Linked DNA regions of Homo sapiens: region 1 is linked to region 2. Evidence: chromatin contacts called from ENCODE Hi-C or POLR2A ChIA-PET data. All regions are on one chromosome and are shown on one strand. The core of a region is the stretch at or near the end of the contact, and the rest is flanking DNA. Distances in the headings are between cores, read along the strand shown. Region 1 overlaps ACAP2 (ArfGAP with coiled-coil, ankyrin repeat and PH domains 2). Region 2 overlaps ACAP2 (ArfGAP with coiled-coil, ankyrin repeat and PH domains 2).

Region 1 (3,024 bases), core at 194-2,693, 41 kb after region 2:
ACACTACAAGGCAACATTTCAAAATTGGAAATTTGTCTGAAACAAAATAGCAGCAACTAAGTTTTGGGGATGAAAACATTTTACACTCAAGAGTATGTATAACAAAATGTAATTCATCTACTTTAAGTCATTTATGCCATTTTCATATATCTACTTGATAAACTAGCAATTCTCAAGTAGGTATTTTAAGATTTAACTAAATTTTTAAGTTGGATAGTAATGGGGGATTTACACTGAGTAAGATATTCTCAGGAGACAGAGCTAGGATGAAAACTATTTCCAGAACAAGCATGGTGGCTCACACCTGTAATCCCAGCACTTTGGGAGGCTGAGGGGAAGGACTGCTTGGACCCAAGAGTTCGAGAGCAGCCTAGGAAACACAGGAAGACCCTGTCTCTACAAAAAATAAAAAGATGAGCCAGGCGTGGTGGCTCACGCCTGTAGTCCCAGCTACTCAGGAGGCTGAGGTGGAAGGATCACTTGGGCCTAGGAGGTTGACGCTTCAGTGCACTCCAGCCTAGGTGCCACTGTCTCAAAATAAAACAAAAAACTCTATTTCCAGAACTCCCACTTCACCTCTGTGTGACCTCTGAATAATCATCTTATTGACTTGTGATTCTGCTTCTCCACTGGGTAACATTTATTTTTAAGAAGTGTTTAAATCTCTAAAATAAGAAAATAACTTTGAATTATTCAGTAAAGAAATGCCTATGATAAAATGAGATGCTCTAGCATATGACTGGAGAAAATGGAAGGTGCTGCACTCTGTAGCACAGAAACAGAAATACTTCTTCCTGACTAAAAGTTTCTCATTTGCTTCAGCAACGTTTTTCAAACTATGCATTGTCCCCTTAACCTAGAAAACATTTTTCATTCACATCAGTCCTCAGTCCCTTCACCTACTCATCATTTAAACTTAATTTACACACGAGAACAAATGTATGTGTATGAGGATATTCAGTGTAACGCGTTAGAAACCTAGATGTGCAGCAATAGGAAATAATGTAAATAAATTACCATATATCCATACCATTATGTGAGGCAGAAGATTTTAAATGAGGTTGATCTGTATCTACTGATATGGAAATCTGCACAGGATAGAGTATTATATTGGGGGGGGGGGAAGCAAGCTACAAAATTATATGCATAGCATGAGCTCAATTTGGGAGCATATTTATCAGTCTACGAACTACAACTCTGAAGAATGGGGATTTGATAGCAGAAAGTATAAATAAGGATTTGCGCTTTTTACTAAATTCTAGATTGTTTAACTATTTTCAGCAACTATGCATTTCTAAGCAACGTTTAAAGCTAATAAAGGGGAAAAAGAAGTCCAAACACCATCTCCCCAAGACATGGTCCTCCTGGAACCCCTCAACCACTCAAGCTGAATGGCGTACCCTCCCGTGCCCCTCCAGCACCTCACACACATTCTATCACTGTGCACCTCGCTCACTAGTCTCAGTTCCCCATAGCAGTACAGACACGCAAACAAAATGTTTGTTGAGCCAAGGGAGAAACTCACTAAGTACGCTAATTGTCAGATACCCTCTTCATTTACATTTTAACCTTTATTTATCTTTACTCAGTCTTCCATTTCTTTCAAGCAAATTAGTTGAAATGACCAGTTTGAGATTTAATCGTTGGTTTCTACTAAACAAATGGGTTGGGATAAACTTTTTGTAACTTCTCCAATCTTATTTCACTGTGCAATTCTACTAATTCACTTTTGTAAAACAACATGTTTAAAGAAAGGTAAGCAGCAAGGCACAGTGGCTCACGCCTGTAATCCCAGCACTTCGGGAAGCCGAGCTGGGCAGATCACTTGAGGCCAGGAGTTCTAGACCAGCCTGGCCAACAGAGCAAAAGCCAGTCTCTACTAAAAATACAAAAAGTAGCGTCAGGCCAGGAGTTTGAGACCAGCTTGGACAACAAAGCAAGACTCAGTCTCTCAAAAAATTCCAAATAAAAAATGTTAGCTAGGCACATAGTGTGTGGCTGTAATCCCAGCTACTGTGGATTCTGAGGCAGGAGGACTGCTTGAGCCCGGAGGATTGCTTTATTTAACCCAGGAGTTTCAAGTTACAGTGAGCTATGACTGCACCACTGCGCTCCTGCCTGGGCCACAGGGCAAGACTCCATCTCTTTTTTTTTTTTTTTTTTAAAGTAGGGGGTGGTAAAGACTAAATGAGGACTGTTCATATCATCAATCACAGTACATGACACAAAGAACAAAATCAATTCGCAGATGAATAGATGACTTCTATTCATTGAGATAGAACCATTCTGGGACATATGTTTAAAAAACTAATAAGTGAAATAAAAGAATTTACCCAACAATCTTTCAAAATATTAAATGATAGATATTAATTCTCTGCAATCCTCCCCAATTTTTACGAAGCACATAACTTTTATAAAAATGCAAGGCAATAAAGAGGCCAAAATTATAGACCCCTACCCTCCATAGCTTAAAATTTAATTTAAAAAAATCAAGTTATATACACATTAATAATGAAATAAAATATATGACTGAGCAGCAAAATGAGCAAAACAGAGAATAAGTAATAAGGGAGATAGATGTTAAGAGAAAGGGAAGAAAAGAGAAGACAATGAGCACAGTCACAAAGGTCAGCAAACAATTACCCAACAGGCAAGTTTGACCCATAACCTGTTTTTACAAAGTCTATAAGCTAAAAATAGTTCTTACATTTTTAAGTGGCTGAAAAATATTTTTAAAAAATAATATTTTGTGATGCATGAAAATTATATTAAACTCAAATTTCTGTTCCTCTAAAGTTTTACGGAAGCAGAGACAAGTTAATTCACTTCCGTAGTCTCTATGGCAGCTTCCACGCCATGATGGCGTAGTTGAGTAGCTGCAAGAGAGACCATATGGCCCACAAAGCATAAAATATTTACTATCTGGCCCTTTACAGAAAGTTTACTGACCATTAAGAATGTCAAATATAAGAACATGAATGAAAATCTTTTCTCATATATGAAATACATAAAAGAAAATAAAAT
Region 2 (2,941 bases), core at 404-2,903:
TCCCCAGCAGTTGGGACCACAGGCGCCCCCCACCACCACGCCCAGCTAATTTTTTGTATTTTTAGTAGACAAAGGGTTTCACTGTGTTAGGCAGGATGGTCTGGATCTCCTGATCCGTGATCCGCCCGCATCGGCCTCCCAAAGTGCTGGGATTACAGGCGTGAGCCACCATGCCCGGCCTAAATCCATTTTTTTAATGAACAAAAGATGACACTTCACCAAAGAAGATCCATAGATGGCAAAGAAACAAAATGCTCAACATCATTACTTATTAATAAGGAAATGCAAATTAAAACCATAAACAATTTTAGAAAGTGACTATGCCAAGTGTTGCTGAGCATGTGGAACCCCTGCACTCTTGTACACTGCTGATGTAAAATAGCACAATCCACTTTGCAAAACAACATTTGTGTAGGTTTTAATTTCTTTACAGATATTAACACTTTAAAGAAATGTAAAACAGTCATGTGCCGCATAATGACATTTTGGTCAAAGACAGGCCGCACATATAACGGTGGTCCCATAAAATTATAGTACTGTATCTGTACTGTACTTTTTCTATGTTTAAATACACAAATATCTACCATTATGTTACAAATGCCTAACGTATTCATTACAGAAACATGCTGTATAGGTTTGCAGCGTAAAAGCAATAGACTACACCACGTAGCCTAGGTGTGTAGGAGGCTACACTGCCTAGGTTTGTGATAAGTACATTCTATGATACTCACACAATGAAGAAATCACCTAACAACACATTTCTCAGAATGTTTCACTGTTGTTAAATGATGCGTGACTGTATTAAAAATTAATATAAACAATAAATAAAAGAAATTAAATATTTCCTTATTTTCTCTTAGCAATGGCTTACAGTCTTCACTTTAAAAATAGTAAACATTTAAGCATAACACTATCTTACAAACTAGCCGTTTTACACCTGGCTATTCACATAAAGAAATAAAACTATATGCCTACACAGATTTTTACATGTATTTTAATAAGCATTTTTATTTGTAATAGCCAAAACCTAAAAACAACCCCAAAGTCCATTGCGGTAGCTTTAAAATATGACAACAAATTCTTTAACACTGCTTTCTTCAAAAGCAGCCCCAATTCTTTGCTCTTTGAGTGTGGGCTAGATGGAGTGACTTACTTCTAGCAAACAGTATCATGAAGAAAGTAACAATGTGTGACTGCTGAGACCAGGTTATAAAAGGCATTGAAGCTTCCAGCCAGATGCAGTGTCTCAGCACTTTGGGAGGCTGAGGCGGGCAGATCACTTGAGGTCAGGAGTTCCAGACCAGCCTGGCCAACATGGTGAAACCCCAACTCTACTAAAAATACCAAAATTAGCTGGGTGTGGTGGCGCACATCTGTAATCCTAGCTACTCAGGAGGCTGAGGCACAAGAATCGCTTCAACCTGGGAGGCGGAAGTTGCAATGAGCCAAGGTCATGCCATTCACTCCAGCCTGGATGACAGAGTGAGACTCTGTCTTTAAAAAAAAAAAAAAAAAAGGCATTGGAGCTTCCTGTTTGCCCATGCTGCTCTTGGATCACTTGTTTTAGCAGTAACCAGATTTCATGTCATAAGGACACTCAAGCATCCCTGCAAAGAGGATCCTTGGTCAGAGGACCAGAGACTGAGGCAATCTCATGAAATTCCTGAGTCAGAGTCACCCAACTAAGCCACTCCCAAATTCCTGGCCCAGAAACTGTAAGATAATACATGCATGTTGTTTCATGCCACTAAGTTTTCAAATAATCTGTTATACAGCAGTAGATAGCTAATATAACCATCCACAGGTAGATGGATTTTAAAACTTGTGATAAATCCATACAATGCAATCGTATTGAGCAATAAAAAGGGAATGAAGGACTGAAACATGCAATATAATTGGACCTCAAAATAACACTGAAGAAACTAGACTACAAAAGTCCATTTACATACAATTCTAGAAAATGCAAACAAACCAATAATGATAGCAGATTCACGACAGACTAGGAATGAGGGAAGAAGGGAGAGAAACAGAAATTACAAAGTGGCAAAGAAAAACTTTTAAAGCATGATTGTTATATTCACTAAATTATTTGTAGCGATTTCATGGAGATGTGTGGATCTCAAAAGTTATCAAATTGTATGCTGTAACTATGCAGTTTATGTCAATTATTCCTTAATAAAGTTGTTAAAAAAACATCATTATATTCCAAAGAGAAAAGCAGAACATTTTTCTCTTTTCTGCTTTTCAACTTTTTTTTAACTTTTAGGTTCAGGGGTGCATGTGCAGGATGTGGAGGTTTGTTACATAGGTAAACGGGTGTCACAGGGATTTGTTATACAGATTATTTCATCACCCAGGTATTACACCTACTATCCATTAGTTATTTTTTCTGATCCTCTCCCTCCTCCTACCCTCCCACTCCAATAAGCCACAGTATGTGTGGTTCCCCTGTATGTGTCCATGTGTTCTCATCATTTAGCTCCCCCACTTATAAATGAGAACATGTGGTATTTGGTTTTCTGTTCCTGTGTTAGTCTGCTAAGGATAATGGCCTCCAGCTCCATCCATGTTCCTGCAAAGGACATGATCTCATTCTTTTTTATGGCTGCATAGTATTCCATAGTGTATATGTACGTATGCATTTTCTTTATCCAGTCTACCACTGATGGGCATTTAGGTTGATTCCACGTCTTTGCTGTTGTGAATAGTGCTGCAATGAACATACACATACATATGTCTTTATAATAGAACTATATTCCTATGGTTATATACCCAGCAATGGTATCTCACCCAGCTGATGTGAGATGGTATATCTCATTGTGGTTTTGATTTGCACTTCTCCAATGATCAGTGATGTTGAGCTTTTTTTATATGAGTGTTAGCCACATGTATGTCTTCTTTTGAGAAATGTCTGTTCATGTCCTTTGCCTGCTTTTTAATG

What was found. A loop is a pair of places that touch in the nucleus more often than their neighbours do. ChIA-PET counts read pairs that join two places held with the same protein, here RNA polymerase II (POLR2A).
Region 1: a map of IMR-90 shows a loop between it and region 2 (2.0-fold over the local background). The contact joins two enhancer-like sites. A Hi-C loop is called at or near these places in 3 of 168 maps with a recorded cell type or tissue (Calu3, IMR-90 and ovary). POLR2A ChIA-PET finds 5 or more read pairs at or near these places in 11 of 52 experiments (BJ, CD8-positive, alpha-beta T cell, GM12878 and 8 more).

The regions. Positions count from the first base shown.
Region 1 is chr3:195,392,773-195,395,796 of GRCh38, forward strand. The region is part of intron 1 of ACAP2 (ArfGAP with coiled-coil, ankyrin repeat and PH domains 2); the gene reads right to left. Among named protein-coding and RNA genes, the nearest start is that of ACAP2, 49 kb to the right of the region's middle. RefSeq lists an enhancer at 1,982-2,071. Within about 2 kb of position 1,444, at least 2 of the 41 ENCODE cell types and tissues checked have a DNase peak (open chromatin) inside an H3K27ac peak, as active enhancers do.
Region 2 is chr3:195,351,583-195,354,523 of GRCh38, forward strand. The region is part of intron 4 of ACAP2 (ArfGAP with coiled-coil, ankyrin repeat and PH domains 2); the gene reads right to left. Among named protein-coding and RNA genes, the nearest start is that of XXYLT1, 82 kb to the left of the region's middle. Within about 2 kb of position 1,654, at least 3 of the 41 ENCODE cell types and tissues checked have a DNase peak (open chromatin) inside an H3K27ac peak, as active enhancers do.